Linked DNA regions of Homo sapiens: region 1 is linked to region 2. Evidence: chromatin loops called from intact Hi-C (ENCODE). Cell type or tissue: Caco-2. All regions are shown on one strand. Links, peaks and the distances in the headings refer to the core of each region. The heading gives the core; the rest is flanking DNA. Region 1 overlaps SERINC5 (serine incorporator 5). Region 2 has its middle 9.1 kb from the start of THBS4-AS1.

Evidence for each region. Peaks named below come from ENCODE experiments on the same cell type or tissue, not always from the same donor. Only the 100,000 strongest peaks of a DNase experiment are listed, where the experiment ranks them.
Region 1: it touches region 2 in a loop (6-fold over the local background); 8 of 110 quality-filtered maps call a loop at or near these places.

Annotation. Positions count from the first base shown.
Region 1 is chr5:80,166,877-80,175,212 of GRCh38, forward strand. It overlaps SERINC5 (serine incorporator 5), which reads right to left. Exons shown (of 12, transcript NM_001174072.3): 5 at 8,078-8,171; 6 at 2,459-2,670. Among named protein-coding and RNA genes, the nearest start is that of SERINC5, 85 kb to the right of the region's middle. In Caco-2, for the core only: no CTCF peak of the experiment used is centred there; a DNase peak (open chromatin) is centred at 3,585.
Region 2 is chr5:80,088,630-80,096,965 of GRCh38, forward strand. No RefSeq gene overlaps it. Among named protein-coding and RNA genes, the nearest start is that of THBS4-AS1, 9.1 kb to the left of the region's middle. In Caco-2, for the core only: CTCF peaks have their summits at 3,299 (motif pointing right) and 5,279; DNase peaks (open chromatin) are centred at 3,315, 5,412 and 6,012.

The DNA of each region.
Region 1 (8,336 bases), core at 293-8,292, 78 kb after region 2:
ACCAGATTTCATAGGGGATGTATTCTGGATTCTACAAGGTCATCACATACTACAGTCTATGACAGGGCAAAAAGCTCTTACCTGCCAATGATCAAAAAGCTTTTGGGGACAGAATACAAGAACTGCTCTTGGCTAAAGAGGAAGGCTATGGGGCTCAGCATTCACTGGGAGAATGGCTTTAAGGTTATTTATTTATTTATTCATTTATTTTTAACTTTTATTTTAGGTTTAGGGGTGTATGTGCAGGTTTGTTGTAAGGGGAAAATTGCCACAGGGGTTTGTCATATAGATTATTTCGTCACCCAGGTATTAAGCCTAGTACCCATTAGTTATCTTTCCTGATCCTCTCCTTCCTCCCACCTCCACCCTCTGATAGGCCCCAGTGTGTGTTGTTCCCCTCTATGTGTCCACATGTTCTCATCATTTAGCTCCCACTTTTAAGCAAGAACATGTGGTATTTGGTTTTCTGTTCCTGTGTTAGTTTGCTAAGGATAATGTCCTCCAGCCCCATCCACGTTCCTGCAAAGGACATGATCTCTTTCCTTTTTATGGCTACACCGTATTCCATAGATTCCATAGTGTATATGTACCACATTTTCTTTATTCAATCTACCATTGACGGGCATGTCGGTGATTCCATATCTTTGCTATTGTGAATGCCTGTGTCTTTATGTGAGAACCATTTATATTCTTTTGGGTATATACCCAGTAATGAGATTGCTGGACCTAATGATAGTTTTGTTTTTAGGTCTTTGAGGAATTGCCACCCTGCTTTCCACTATGGTTGAACTAATTTACATTCCCACCAACAGTGTATAAGTGTTCATTTTTCTCTGAAACTTCACAAGCCATCTGTTATTTTTTGAAAGTTATAATATTTCAAGGAAACTAAGGGTTCAGATCCTTCAGAGTAACCAGGATGTGATAAGGGATCTCTCTTTCTTTCCTGCGAAATTTTCGACCACTTGCCGACATAAAAGGATGCAGTTTTTACTCAGTCTTCCCTTTGGTCAAATTTGTTTCCAAAATTATCATTATTAAATTGTAATTACCAATAAAGACATAAAATAGACCCTGTTATAATGTTGCTCTTTGGCAAGGGAATAAGATTTTCCTTAGCACCTAATGGTATTAAACCAAGTATTTCAAAACATTATCCCTATTTCAAAAGGTAGGACTTAACCCAAAGATTTTAATCGGAATATCAAGTTGTTCTAGGAACTCTTAACTGATCAATTAAAGGGATTAGGAGAATAATACTCTCAATTTCAATAATGGTCTTAAAATTTTTAATAGAAGAAAACAAATTATTTGTGACTAGTTGCCTTTTTTTTTTTCGACACAGAGTCTCACTGTCACCCAGGCTGGAGTGCAGTGGTGGGATCTTGGCTCACTGCAAGCCCCGCCTCCCGGGTTCAAGCAATTCTCCTGCCTCTCAGCCTCCCGGGTAGCTGGGAATACAGGCGTGTCCCACCATGGCTGGCTAATTTTCTGGGTATTTTTTTGTAGAGACGGGGTTTCCCGAAGTTGGCCAGGCTAGTCTTGAACTCCTGACCTCAGACGATCTGCCTGCCTCAGCCTCCCAAAGTGCTGGGATTACAGGCATGAACAACTGCGCCCGACCACTAGTTGCCTTTTTAAACCACTATTTTAGAAATGATTCAAGGGGGCTGTACATTTATTGCCTGTATTTTCCTACCTAGAACCTGAATGTCATGTGCATTTTCATCACCTATAGGGTCCGACACCCACAAAAAAAATCAGACCAGGGACATCTCACTGTAAGCCCAAAGACACTATACCCTGGCTTAAGAAACCAAGAGTAGTTTATAAATGGCAATTCACATTTATACTTCCTAAAGCACTTTCAGATCCCACTGTCTCTTCCTTCCGGCTTTGAAACAACAATGAGCAAGGTCAGGCTCACATGTTTCCACTGAGTTTACTGAGGAAGAACCTGGGTCTAAGGAAGGTTAGCACATGGGCCAGCTGCTGGCTGAGCTGGGATGGGATGTCCTGCTTCCTGACTCCCAGACCACACTGTCCACAGCCTTGAGTGAAAGATGACCCCAGAACCAACCCCTTCTGCGGCCCTTTCATTCAACTTTTACACAGAGATTGTAGGCAAGCTCATAAACACCTGATCTTGATATACACGGAAGGCATTTCCCATTTAAAGGCTCTTTGTGGTACATTATTTAGCAAAGGCAGTATCTTCCTATTCATTGACTTCGTTACGTTCAGGTCTTTCTCGACATGAGAAATGCTTGGCTATCACAGCTCGAGCATGAGATATGAAGAGACTGGAGCCCCACCTTGCCTACTGCTGACACATCCACAGTAAGTTAAGGAATACACTAGTTCCAAACAAACAAAACAAAACAAAAAAAGCCATTGGGTTTGCTCAAAGACACTTAGGAAAATATAAGTAACGAAGAATGGAAAAAAACATGCTTACGATTTTGGACCCAGGGTGAGATGGCTACCAATGATATAAGCAGGCACAGGCCTCCATTTACTCCCAGCAGAATTTTGTTTTCCATGCAGCTGTCTTTCTGTGTATAAAACACTGCCATCAAAACCAAGCCTCCAGTGGCAATGGAATACATGATGAGCGTCACCAGGGCCAGGGAGGCGTACCACAGCTTGTTACTGGCTGTGCCTGCTGTCCTGTTTCTCCGGGAAGTGGGTAAGAGGGAGAGGAGAGAAGACAAGTCAACGAAGCCCACCATTCTGCGGTAACAGTCACCATCCCTCAGGCAGTAACTAATGCTACAGGCCACAGGCACTGGTACCCAGCTGCTCAGAAGACACATTATTTTAGCAGTGATTATGCTCATCAAAGCTAGAAGGTTCTGGTAAATATGGAAACTTCTTGACTCAAGCTGAGAATTTTCTCTCAACAATGAGAGAATTCCACTTTCTGCGACAAATGTATTCATTCATTAAAATGAATAATGTCAACCCAAATGAGAGACTGAGGCAACAGTCTCAATCAGCCGAGGTGTACTGAGCCAGAGGTCTGAGGGTGCACCTAAAAGCACACAAGTCACAGAATCTTCTGTGGCTGGTGCTCCCAAAGAGGTTGCAGAAGGCTCAGTATTTACCCATTTCTTTAAAGGGGAGAAGGCACGCAGGAAAAGGGGGCAGGTGGTGAGGCAAACGTGACATTCCCCTGAGATTTTAACTAGTGCCCAGTAAACCCTGCTATACAAGAGATATGATCAACATTCAAAAAGGGAGTAAAGGAAGAGTTAATTATGTAGTCTCAGGGTAAGCAGAGAAATGACTGCTGTCCTGTCTTTGTTCTGCACCTGGGAAGATAAGCTTGTAATGGACATTGTCAGTGTGAAATGTAACAGACTGCAATTCCATGGACAGGGAGCTAGACTTAGGTCGCAGACCTAAAGTTACAGCTGACATGTCCTTTTTTATGGGAAGATACACATCTTGAAAGGTTTAGGGACAAGCAGAGAATTTACTTATGAGCAATTTGAGGGCAGCCATCCGGGTTGCATGGGGCCTTTTGCCTTCTGTAGAGATCTAGCTAATGTGTAGTCCTTTGACACAAGGTTGGGAAGTCACAGCTATCTATGGGCAGGTGGGGGGAGACAGCAGTGTCACATGACTGTGTCTCCAGGCTTAACTCTCCATTTGGTGTAATGAGTTTGAGCAGTCCTGAGACTCTTTATTTCCTTTAGCTACCTACAGACTTTATTCTAGCTTCTCCATTCTGACTATGAACCACCGTGGGTCAGTTTTTGGCAGGATGAAAAAAGTGGCTCTTCACTGGGCTTCCCCAAGTTTTCTCCATAAACACAGAGCCCCGAAGCGCCATAGTCTCTACTCCAAAGTGCTGCCAGGAGAGGTGGCTCACACCTGTAATCCCAGCACTTTGAGAGGCCGAGGCAGGTGAATCACTTGAAGCTAGGAGCTCAAGACCAGCCTGGGCAACAAGGCAAAACCTTGTCTCTACAAAAATTAGCAGCATGTTGTGGTGCAAACTTGTAGTCCCAGCTGCTTGGGAGACTGAGGTAGGAGGATCACCTGAGCTCGGGTGGATGAAGGCTGCTATGAGCCATGACTGTACTACTGCACTCCAGTTTGGGCAAGAGTAAGACCCTGTCTAAATTTTTTATTTTATTTTTTTTTGAGACAGAGTCTTGCTCTGTCGCCCAGGCTGGAGTGCTGTGGTGTGATCTTGGCTCATTGCAACCCCCGCCTCCCAGGTTCAAGTAATTCTCTGCCTCAGCCTCCTTAGTAGCTGGGATTACAGGTATCCACCACCATGCCGGGCTAATTTTGTATTTTTAGTAAAGACGGGGTTTCACCATCTTGGCCAGGCTGGTCTTGAACTCCTGACCTCGTGATCCACCCACCTCTGCCTCCCAAAGTGCTAGGATTACAGGCATGAGCCACTGTGCCTGGCCCTAAATGTTTGATAATAATAATAAATAAACTTTTAAAAACAGAAACAAAGTGTTGCCAGCAGCTCTGATGCCATCTTCTTAGGGAGGAAAGAGAATTACCTTTACTAAGAGCCATACTGGCTGACCTTAGCTCTTTATTCCCTGTACTGAAGAGAAGGACCTGTAACTGTGCTGCTTCTTTATCTAAAATAGTATCAGGGAATAGTAAAGGAAAATTTGACATTAAAAAAAGTTAAATAGATAGGAATAAATTCTGGTGATCAACTGTATGGTAGGGTGATGATGGCTAGCAGTAAGGTATTGTATATTACAAAACAGCTAGAGGAGAGGCTTTTGAAGATTCTCAACACAAAGAAATGATACAGCCTGGCCAACAGAGCAAGACCCCATCTACAAAAACCAAAAACCAAACCAAAACAAAAAACAAACAAAAAAATTAGCTGGACATGCTAATTAGCCAGCTTCTTGGGAGGCAGAGGCAGGAGGATTTCTTGAGCCTAGGAGTTCAAGGCTGCAGTGAGCTATGACTGCGCCACGGCACTCCAGCCTGGGTGACAGAGTGAGACCCTGTCTCTTTAAAAAAAAAGACAAAAAAAGAAAGGAAAGAAAGAAAAAGATGATAAATCCATGAGGTAATGAATAGCCAACTACCTTGATTTGATTACTATATAACATATATGTATCAAAACGTCAAAATGAACCCGATAAATATGTACAATTACAATATGTCAATTAAAAAATAAATTAGGGCATGGTGGCTCATGCCTGTAATCCCAGCACTTTGGGAGGCCAAGGCGGACAGATCACGAGGTCAGGAATTCGAGACCAGCCTGACCAACATGGCGAAACCCCATCTCTACCAAAAATACAAAAATTATCCGGGCGTGGTGGTGCATGCCTGTAATCCCAGCTACTTGAGTGGCTGAATCGCTTGGACACCAGAGGCAGAGGCTGCGGTGAGCCCAGATCATGCCACTGCACTCTAGCCTGGGCAACAGAGCAAGACCCTGTCTCACACAAAAAGGGAAATTGTTCAGAACAAAAAAAAGTATCTATAAATGCTAAATGAAGAGGACAGAACAGGGAGAATGAATTGAATGAATCATTGTCATCTGCCTTATGATTAAATTGCTCTTTGTAACCACATTCTCCCAAACCTCACAGAAAAAGCAACTTGCTTTATGCCCTCACAAAACTGGAAAGTGTTCAAGCAACCCAGCTAAAATGTTTTAATGATGAAAAAGTTCCTGCAACCAGAAACAAAGAAAATAGGGAGGAAAGGCCAAAATGATAATGACCGTCATATTCCTGAAACTGTGCCAGACACTCCAATGACCTTGGAATTATTCTAACATAAAAGGCATACAAAGGAAATGAGAGAAAAATGGGATTTTAAGAAGGAAAAAAATATCTAAGAGCAAATAATAATGGATGATGGGGAGACAGCATGAATTATACAGAAAAAGGTAAACACTGCTGACTGGTTTGTGCGTGGGAGACGACCAACGCTTCTATTCACTAGTCTTTTTGGTTATGTTATTAGAATATGAAGGACTTTCTTTCAGTTAATTTATGTTTACAGTCCATCCCAAAGTTAAATCTTCAACCCTAACCTTTCCCCTGAATGTCACTTATATTATCCCCTTGTTCATTTAACAATTGGAGACCCACTTGAAGGTCTAACTGGTATCTCAAACTTGGCACATCCAGGCTAAGGCTAACTTCCTGATATTGACACCCCCATTCCTCCATCCCCCAAACCTGCTATTGTGCAATTATCCCAACCTCAGAAAACAGCAACTCCAACTTCCCATTGTTAGGGGAAGAGGGAAAGAAAGAAAGAGGAAAGGAAAGAAAGGAAAGCAAAGAAAGAGGAAAGGAAAAGGAAAAGGAAAGGAAGAGGAAAGGCAGGAAGGAAAGAAGGAAGGAAGGAAGGAAGGAAGGAAGGAAGGAAGGAAGGAAGGAAGGAAGGAAGAAAATGAAATGAAATGAAATGAAAAGAAAAGAAGCCGGGTGCAGTGGCTCACGCCTGTAATCCCAGCACTTTGGGAGGCCGAGGTGGGCGGATCACCAGGTCAGGAGATCGAGACCATCCTGGCTAACACGGTGAAACCCCGTCTCTACTAAAAAATACAAAAAATTAGCCGGGCATGGTGGCAGGCGACTGTAGTCCCAGCTACTTGAGAGGCTGAGGCAGGAAAATGGCACGAACCCGGGAGGCGGAGCTTGCAGTGAGCCGAGATTGTGCCACTGCACTCCAGCCTGGGCGACAGAACGAGACTCTGTCTCAAAAGAAAAGAAAAGAAAAGAAAAGAACAAAAGAACTGTGGTCACTCTGGAAGCTTCTTGCTGCTCTCCCCTCCCCCACCCACCTCCACCCAGAGCTGGCTTTGGAACATAGGAGGATCCAGCTCCTTGCTACCACTTAGTTCCAGACTACTCCTCCCTCACCTGGATTGACTCCCCCTGACCTCCTTACTTGCACCCCTGACACCTTTTCACCTTTCTGCACTTAAAACAGATTATATTCCTCCCTTTTTAAGGCCCTCTGGTGCTCTCCCATCCCACTAAAAATCCAAAAAAAGTCTTTACACTCGACACCTAAAGCCCTTTGTTTCAATTCTAATAGAGAATTGACACTGTAAACCACAAAATTTGAGCTAGAAAGGAAAAAAAAAGAACACACCAGTTAGTCCAAACACATTATTTAAGTGTGAAAATGGAGGTCAGAGGGGCCGACTGATGAGCTCTACAGTGAGAACAAGCATTAAAAGGGGCACTGAAGCCGAACACAATGTCATCCCAGTACTTTGGGAGGCCAAGGCAGAAGGATCTCTTTAACCCAGGAATTCAAGATCAGCCTGGGCGACGTGGCGAAATCCCATCTCTACCAAGCAAACAAAAAAAGAAATTAGCCAAGTGTGGTGCCACATGCCTGTAGTCCCAGCTTCTCAGGGGGCTGAGGTGGGAGAATCACTGAAGCCTGGGAAATCGAAGCTGCAGTGAGCCATGATCACACAACTGCACTCCGGCCTGAATGACAAAGTGGGATCCCATCTCAAAAATAATAATAATAATAATAATAATAATAATAATAAAAGAAAAAGAAAACAAAAGGGTACTGAAATCTGCATCTCCTGGTTGCCAGGCCCATGACCTTTCTATCCTACTGTTTTTAGGATCATCTCCTTCTCAAGATATTTACAAAGAGATAAATGAAAAAGGGAAGAAAAGGTACTTTAGTTGTTCTATTAAGAGCAATGAGCACATTTTCTAGATTCTTATAAGCAAGAGTCTGTTAAAAAAACACAGCAAGGCCAGGTGCGGTGGCTCGAGCCTGTAATCCCAGCACTTTGGGAGGCCGAGGTGGGCGGATCACGAGGTCAGGAGATCGAGACCCGTACGAGCAGGGGATTGAGTGTGGCTAATTCACACCACTGGTTGACTCAGAGCCCAAGCAAGGGAGTAGGGGCAGGGGGTCAAAAAGTGAGAAGTGAATGAAGGAGAGGAGTAAATGAAGAGGTACAAAAAAGCAGGTATAAAGGGAAACAAAACTGCAAATCCCTAGCAATGCAGTTGAGTACAGCCTTGGTCAAAACTGGGCAGTTTCTGTGAGTCAATGGGAAGCTTTCCATAAAGGCACACACCAGTTCTTGTTCCACTTATGTGCAAACTCCACGAGCAGGAGGAGCTGGATGCCAATGAAGAGGAAGCCTCCGACGGCTCCCACATAGCGCCAGGCTGCAAAAGACCATGAAGAACACAATGAGGCAACCTTTCGTTGTATTTTGCTCAAAAGAGAATAACCACAGCTAATTTTTACTAGATGATCAGTGTACCTAACATATTTGTCACACAACCATATAAGATATGTATTACTATTATAAATGTCACTCACTTTACAGA
Region 2 (8,336 bases), core at 323-8,322:
ATGATACTGAGGTGGTTCAGATAATTTATAATCCACTGTATAAATTTTTTTAATTTACAAGGGTTATTTAAGTGCGTAGGCAGGTTTTGTCAGACAAGTGACATAAAAATAAAACATTATAAATGCAATTTAAATTTAGTTTATAATGTATTACAAATTAGCATAGTATATTGTTATAAATATATTAAATTTATAAATGGAATTTAGAGCATTTAAAGAAATTTAATTAAGTTTACAAATGGCACTAGACAATCAAAAGCTTACAAGTGATTATAAATTTTGCTATAAAGTAATAAGTAGATTTGTATATTTATAGATGTAGTAGAGTCGTAAGATTTTTAAGTTGAACTTCTATACTTAAGGTTTTGTAATTTGTAACTTTAATCAAACATTAATTTTAAAAACCAGTCACCATAAATTGTGTTTTCTGTGTATGAAAGCTACCCTTATAAGCAAATAACAAAATCAATAAAAAACAGCACAGTGACAGTCAGCACTGATTTTTTTTTTATTGAGGGGTGGAGATCTGGAGAACTGCATCCTCAATTCCAAATAAGGGGCTAACAATCATCCCAGAACACTGCCCTTTTCTACATTGGGGACTGTCACCGCACAGAGGGATTAAGGACCTTGATTCAGCTCTCCCTGACTCCAGGGCATCACCAAGCAGCTGGCTGCAGCAACGCTGGGGGCCTGAGCTATCCTGCTGTCAGCTCTCAAACCCCTCATTTTCCAGGACACATGGCCTGAAGAATGCACTAGCCCCAACTTGGGGCCCTGGTGTGGCGATGTGGCAAGGAGCACCTCTCTCTTCTCCCTACTACATCAAAAATTTTAAGGATGCCTAAACATGTCTGCTTATCTGGAGGGCTGGGGTGAATGAGACGTCCAGAATGAAAGCTCTCCTATTCTGACTGCGCCACCTGACTGAGAAGTAACTTTAGCTTATTTCCTTGGCTCATCATAAAAGAACGAAAAGTATTTTCCTCACATTGTCTACCTCCTCAACTATGGAGTGGACATGCATCCACGCCTTCAACTCAGGTCTTTGAGAAAAACAACTTTATTTCCCAAATTTCACCTTGTTTTTCTTCTGAGAACTTATTGTGCCAAACTCAAGAGAAACATAACCTCAGTCTTTCTTGGGGTTCCCATTCTTCTTCCAGAATCAAGACTCTAGGATGTCTTCTCAGAACCAAGGTGTTTGGGGAGGGGGACATCTATCCACACAGATTCCTTCTAACGTGACCATAGTCAGCACCCACCCCCCATACTCTAACAGACCACACTGGGGACCTCAAATCTGTGTGAACCTTTGCAGCCATTCCTTTACTGGCCCCTTACCTATGGACTGCAGAAAGCTCCCACAGGCCTCCCTTCCTTCTCTCTCAGCATGGGAGAATCCTTCTCAAGTATGAGGAGGGAAGCCTTATTCTCCCTTTTGCTTTTGGCCAAGAAATCTTATCCATTCCCGGTGTTCCTTCACTTACGCCCTGCTATGACTTGAATGTGCCCCCTGAAGTTCATGTGTTGGAAACTTAATCCCTAATACAACACTTTTGAAAATTAAGGCCTAGTGGGAGGTGTTTAATTCATGAGGGCAGAGCCCTTGTGAATGGATTAATGTCAGTTATAAAAGACCTTGAGGCTGTGAGTTCCATTTCTTGCTCTCTTATACTCTCTGCCCCTCCATCTTCCACCAGGGGATGACACAGCACAAAGGTCTTTACCAGATACCAGCACTTGATCTATCTTGGACTTCCCAACCTCCCATGTAAAATAAATTTCCTTTCTTTGTAAGTCACCCCATCTATGGTATTCTGTTATAGCAATACAAAATGGACTAAGACACTCCCACAAACCCCAGACTTCGACTATGGGCTTAGCTCTGGGTACACAAAAACTAGAACAGTTTGCAAGCTGGCTCTGACTCACACCACCACAGCCTCACTGAAATAGTGGGCCCAGAGTCCACTCTGCCAGAATGGGAGGACTGGGGCAAAGGGAAATATGAAAAGGAAATGGGTCAATATCTCAAAGTGCTACCACAACATATTGTGAACAACTTCAATAGCTAATTTTAAAAAATTCTTTTTTAGAAATGAGGTCTCACTATGTTACCCAGGCTGGTCTCACACTCCTGGGCTCAAGCAATCCTCCCACCTCAGCCTCCCAAAGTGCTGGGATTACAGGCATGAGCCACCACACGTGGCCTCCTACTGTTTAGATTTGTTCCTAAAAGATGCCTATGTTTAAACCAGGCCAGATCACTCACCCTAGAAATTCCACAAATAACCAATGAGCTGATGGCTCCAGGCAGACGGGTGGCTGAGCCCAGTTCCCATCCTGGCCTGGAGGAGGAGACCTAGGAAGTCACAGCTTAGGATACACTGGGGCGGGCGGGAAGGTTTGCTTTTATCCATCATCCAAGCTGTGATTCAGCGCATAAGTCTCCCTTTCATTAAGTTTAACTTGTTGAGTAACATTAAATTTATATACTGCAAAGCACAATAGAATTTCACTGCTGTGAACATACGCGTTCACAAGCATCATCCAACTAAGTGTGAGCATCTGCTGCCTCATTGGGGGTATTTACTAGTCATTCATTATTTATTTATTTATTTATTTTTGAGACGGAACCTTGCTCTGTCGCCCAGGCTGGAGTGCAGTGGTGTGATCTCGGCTCACTGCAAGCTCCGCCCCCCGGGTTCACACCATTCTCCTGTCTCAGCCTCCCGAGTAGCTGGGACGACGGGCACTCGCCACCACTCCCGGCTATTTTTTTTTGTATTTTTAGTAGAGACGAGGTTTCACCGTGTTAGCCAGGATGGTCTCGATCTCCTGACCTTGTGATCCGCCCATCTCGGCCTCCCAAAGTGCTGGGATTACAGGCGTGAGCCACCGCGCCCGGCCTAGTTATTTATTTTGCAGCACCTATTAGAGTAAACAGTAGCAGATATCTAATGTCTAAGAAAAATTTATGGAAGGAAGATTTGAACGAAAAATTTTCTCCATTAGCATATTTTTAAGGAGTTTTCCTCACAACAATTCCATCCCACTCCTACCCCTCCTACCAGAATTCTGAGGATCAGGGCTTGAGAACTAACATCTCCAAAGTCCCAGTAGCTCTGTGGTTTTCTACAGGCTCCTGGAGGATAAGGACCGTGCCATGTTTATCTCACCCTCCACCTCTCAATAAAGTACAAATTTGTGGAATTGGCGAGGCCAAGAGGCCTCAAATTCTTGTATCTTTCATATCATCCACTAGGGGGCAGCAATCCTCTAAAAATAGCCCCTAAACCAGCCACTTTTTTAGCTAAAAGATGACTAAATTTCATTAAAAGTAGAATAACAAACGCCTGTAATCCCAGCACTTTGGCAGGCCGAGGCGGGCGGATCACGAGGTCCGGAGACCGAGACCATCCTGGCCAACACGGTGAAACCCCATCCCTACTAAAAATACAAAAATTAGCTGGGTGCGGTGGCTTGCGCCTGTAGTCCCAGCTACTCTGGAGGCTGAGGCAGGAGAATCGCTTGAACCCGGGGAGCGGAGGTTGCAGTGAGCTGAGACCGCGCCACTGCACTCCAGCCTGGGCAACAGAGCAAGTATGTGTCTCAGGAAAAAAAAAAAAAAAAAAAAGAATAACAACAACTACAATTTATTAAACACTTACTCTGCTCCTAGCACTATGTTATATGCTAATAGTTCAGGGCTTAAGAACAATTTTATTGGCCAGGAGTGGTGTCTCATGCCTGAAATCTTACCACTTTGGGAAGGTGAGGCAGGAGGATCGCCTCAGCTCAGGAATTTGAGACCAGCCTGGGCAACATAGTGAGACCTATCTCTACTGAGAATGTTTTAATAATTCGTCAGGCATGGTGGTGTGCACTGTAGTCCCAGCTACTTGGGAGGCTGAGATGGGAGGATTACTTGAGCCTGAGTGGACAGGCTGCAGTGAGCTATGATTGCACCCCTGCCCTTCAGCCTGGGTGACAGAGCAAGACCCTGTCTAAAAAAAAAGAACTCTTATTTATCAAAACGAACATCTCAACAAAAAGCAACAACCACCACATAGGAAGGAAACCACCACCTAAACGTGAATTATTGCAACTTAGTCTCTGAACGAACACTGAAGCCTCGCTTTCTTTTAGGTATTGCTTCGCAAAGACTTCTGCCTTGTCCCTCAGCCTAAATTCACAGGATAGAGTCTTCTCCATGAGCAAAGCAAAGAGCCATTCATCTATCCACTCATCATTCACTCATTCTTCAGACACACACTGAGCAATTACTACATACCAGGCACTGTGCTAGATACTGGGAGGGATTTTAAAAGTACACAAAGCCAGTCCATTTTAGTCCAGGCCTCTGTATGACTGAAAGCCTTTGTCTTACTATTAATAATACTGATCATAACTGCAAAATTATAGTGTAGTTTAGAATTAAATGAACCTGGCCGGGCGCAGTGGCTCAAGCCTGTGATCCCAGCACTTTAGGAGGTGGAGGCGGGCAGATCACTTGAGGTTAGGAGTTTGAGACCAGCCTGGGCAACATGGCAAAACCCATCTCTACTAAAAATACAAAAATTAGCCACGTGTGGTGGCATGCACCTGTAGTCCCAGCTACTTGGGAAGCTGAGACAGGAGAATCACTTGAACCTTGGATGCAGAGGTTGCAGTAAGATTGTGCCACTGCACTCCAGCCTGGGCAGCAGAGGGGGATTCCATCTCAAAAAAAAAAGAATTAAATGCACCTCAAAGCCAACCACTAGATTCTCTCGCTCTGTTTAGAAGACATTTGTTTGTTGTAAGAACCCAGACTTAATCCTGAGAGGTTTTAGCGGGGTCTAAAGAGAGCCTCGTCCTAAACATCCCTGCCAGGAAGAACACTTCCAGGGAGCAGGGGGCAGGCAGCTTCCTGGCCCAGGACAGTCTGCATGACCTAAATTACTTGAGTCAAAAATTCTTTGGGCCATATAGTGTTTTGGTGGTTGCTGTTGGGTTTTCTATTTGCTAACTTGAGCAAACATTTAAAATTTGAGTGTTTTTAGACAAAAACCTGGATTTCCAACTTCTCTTTAAAAAGTCAAAAGCTCCAGCCTCCATCTGCATTCACGCACAGGAACCTTGAAAAGGGCCTGTGTTGTCCATGCACCGCAGTGTCCACACATGTAAGTTTCTACCTGACTCTGTAAGTGATCGAGTATGAGAGTCCGTACTTGGGATTTCCCAGGTACCCTGTGCGGCCTGCAGGGGATATGGAGAAGGTTGGGACTCAACCCCTCTTGTGGCAGGCCAGGTCTCACGAATAGCTAAACAGGCAGGCCTCCATGACAACTGTTTCAGCACTGACTGAGTGCTTAGGTTAAACATTAAAGGCTGCAAGAGCCAGTGTCCTTACACAAAGGCTGGAATGTGACAAAAGCCACCAAGAGTCTTGCCTAGGCCTTTCCTGGGCCTTGAAGCATGACAAGATAACAAAGAAATTCTTACATTCCTCGTACCCACGTTTAGGATTAAACACGTTTTATTAGGGGTCAGCAAAGAACTCCCCAGACCGCCATAACTCAGCGGGAGGCAAGATAAGGGTAATCACCCCCAGCACCTGGACCCATCTAGATTAAATAAACTTACTGAGGCTCCGGAGGAAGGTCTCCAGGACTCAGATCTTAGTTATGGATTACAGGGAATCAGTCACTTGTGTCTTTTGATGAATCCACACTTACATGTAGACATATAGCTTCATATAAGCACTGGAAAACTTTGTAAATATGAGTCGGTCTGGTGATATTTTCCTGGCCTTCTGCCTGTACCGGGTTACAGAAATAAACTCTCTTCTTTCCCAGTTTATCTGCATCTCATTACTGGGCCATGAGAACAAGCAGCCCAACCCTCAGTTCAGTCTGGGAACACTCTGGCTAACAACCTGTTAGGGGTTGTCACCACTGCCTGGAGAGGATAGGGGTACACTGGGGGCCAGCCGACAGGAGCTGAGGTCTCAGGTAGAAGATTCCTACCTTATCAATAGATGGAAAGAGATTCAAACCCAGCATCACTGACTCTGGTTCCAAAATCTGAAATTCTTTTATAGCGACAGCACACATTCACCAGGTATGCAGAGAAGAGTTAACAGCAGGTCCGAGATGGCTGCTGATCTTTAGTTAGAAAGGCCTAATTGCAAAGTTGGCCCTTGGCTGGTATCTGAGCACTTGGCTTTCCAGAGTGTTCCCACCATTTCTGAAACTGATAAGAGTGGTTCACCATGTCTTGACTGTACAGTGTGGTTTATGCTGAGCATCTGCTTTCTTTCTGGGAGTTGGAATTTTGGTACATGGTAGGGAGAAGGTGCCTACAAGACGAGACCCTAATAAAAACCCTGGGTGTTGAGTCTCTAATGAGCTTCCCTTGTGGCCAACATTTCATATCCCTTGTCACAACTCATTGCTGGGGAAATTAAGCACATATTATGTGACTTCCACCTGGAGAAGACTCTTGGTAGCTTGCCCCCCTGGTTTTCTCTGGACTTGGCCCCATACACTTTTCTTTCTTTTTTTTTTTTGGTGCTGATTTTGCCCTGTATCCTTTCACTGTAATAAATTATAACTGTAAGAATAACTAGATGCTGAGTTATGCTTCAGCCAATCACTAGATTCTATTTAGAGGGCATTTGTTTATTTGAAGAACTCAGACTTACTTAATCCTGAGAGTTTTTACCTGGGTCCAAAGAGAGCCTTGTTCTAAACATCCCTGTCTAGAAAGCCTCCGATGAGACTTTCTAGCAAACCACTTAAATGTAGTGGTCTTGGAGACCCCGAAACATCAGTCAACTATCTCCAACAACTGAAAGAGGCTTTGGGCTTACAAAGTGCAAAGAATAATTGAGGTGCTAGGTCATCACAGGCATCACTAATGAGAAAATAATGGAAAACAGGGGCCTAAAAGTTGAGGCCAATCACCACAAAACACCTGCAGAGCTGGAGAAGCAAAACTCAAAGTGGAGACCCCTGAGATTGGACACATGACAAGGGACAGAGTCTAACTGAAGTGGTTTATTTGGTTAGTCTCATACCTAGAGAAATTTAAGGTGAGGCAGTCACCCCCAATACCAGCTCTACCCTTCTTTCATAGTCATAGTGTCCCAAATTTTTGCAGGAACCCAGATGCCCAGAATAAAAGATTATACTTCCCAGGTGAGTTGTGGCCATCTAAGTTCTGATCAGTGGCATATAAGCAAAAAAGTTCATGGTAGCTTCTGGGAATCTTCTTCTAAAGAGGGTTAATTTTTTTTTTTTTTTTTAAATGGAGTCTCACTCTGTTGCCAGGCTGGGGTGCAGTGGTGCAATCTTAGCTCACTGCAACCTCCGCCTCCCGGGTTCAAGTGATTCTCCTGCCTCAGCCTCCCAAGTAGCTGGGATTACAGGCATGCACCACCACACCCGGCTAGGTTTCACCATGTTGGCCAGGATGGTCTCGGTCTCTTGACCTCATGATCTACCTGCCTCGGCCTCCGAAAGTGCTGGGATTACAAGCGTGAGTCACCACGCCCAGCCAGATCATTAATATTTCTTATTCGTCCTCTTATCCCTCCTCCTAGGCTGGAATATGGATATAATAGCTGGAGTTCCAGAGGCTGTCTTGAGTTGATGAGAAAGCCTTGGGAATAGAAGCGTCATCACAGAGAACAAGATAGAACTGACACCGTGGAGTAACATACCAGTAACAGACCATAAGATTTCTATCACTGGACTTTGTGGACATGAAAAATCTCCATCTGTTCTTGGGGCTTTACTGTTACTTCCAGCTAAATTTAATCCTCCTTAATGCAAAAGAAATTCCGGATGGGGAAGTGTTTATAAAGTCATGTATCCAGAACCATAGACTCACCAAATCTTAGATCTGAAGAGTCATCAGGAAGCTTTTTGTTTCAGCCTTTTCATTTTACAGTTGGAAAAACTGAGGCCTAGTCACCTCTGTGGTTTGTCAGGGTTACATGGCTAGTTAGGAGCAAAACTGAGGCCAGATCCCAGGTTTTGGGGCTACAGGCTCATGGTTCTCATTTTCCTGCTATGAGAACTGCCTCAGGTAGGCCAGGGCAGGGGTAAAGTCCAAAAGGGGGTTTCTGTCTAGAGGACTCAAAGAAAAAGCAGTGTCGGATTGCCGTAGCTCACGCCTGTAACCCCAGCACTTTGGGAGGTCGAGGCAGGTGGATCGCTTGAGCCCAGGAGTTTGAGACCAGCCTGGGCAACATGGTAAAACTCCATTTCTTCAAAAAATACAAAAATTAGCTGGATGTGATGGTATGTGCCTGTCGTCCAAGCTACTTGGGAGCCTGAGGTGGG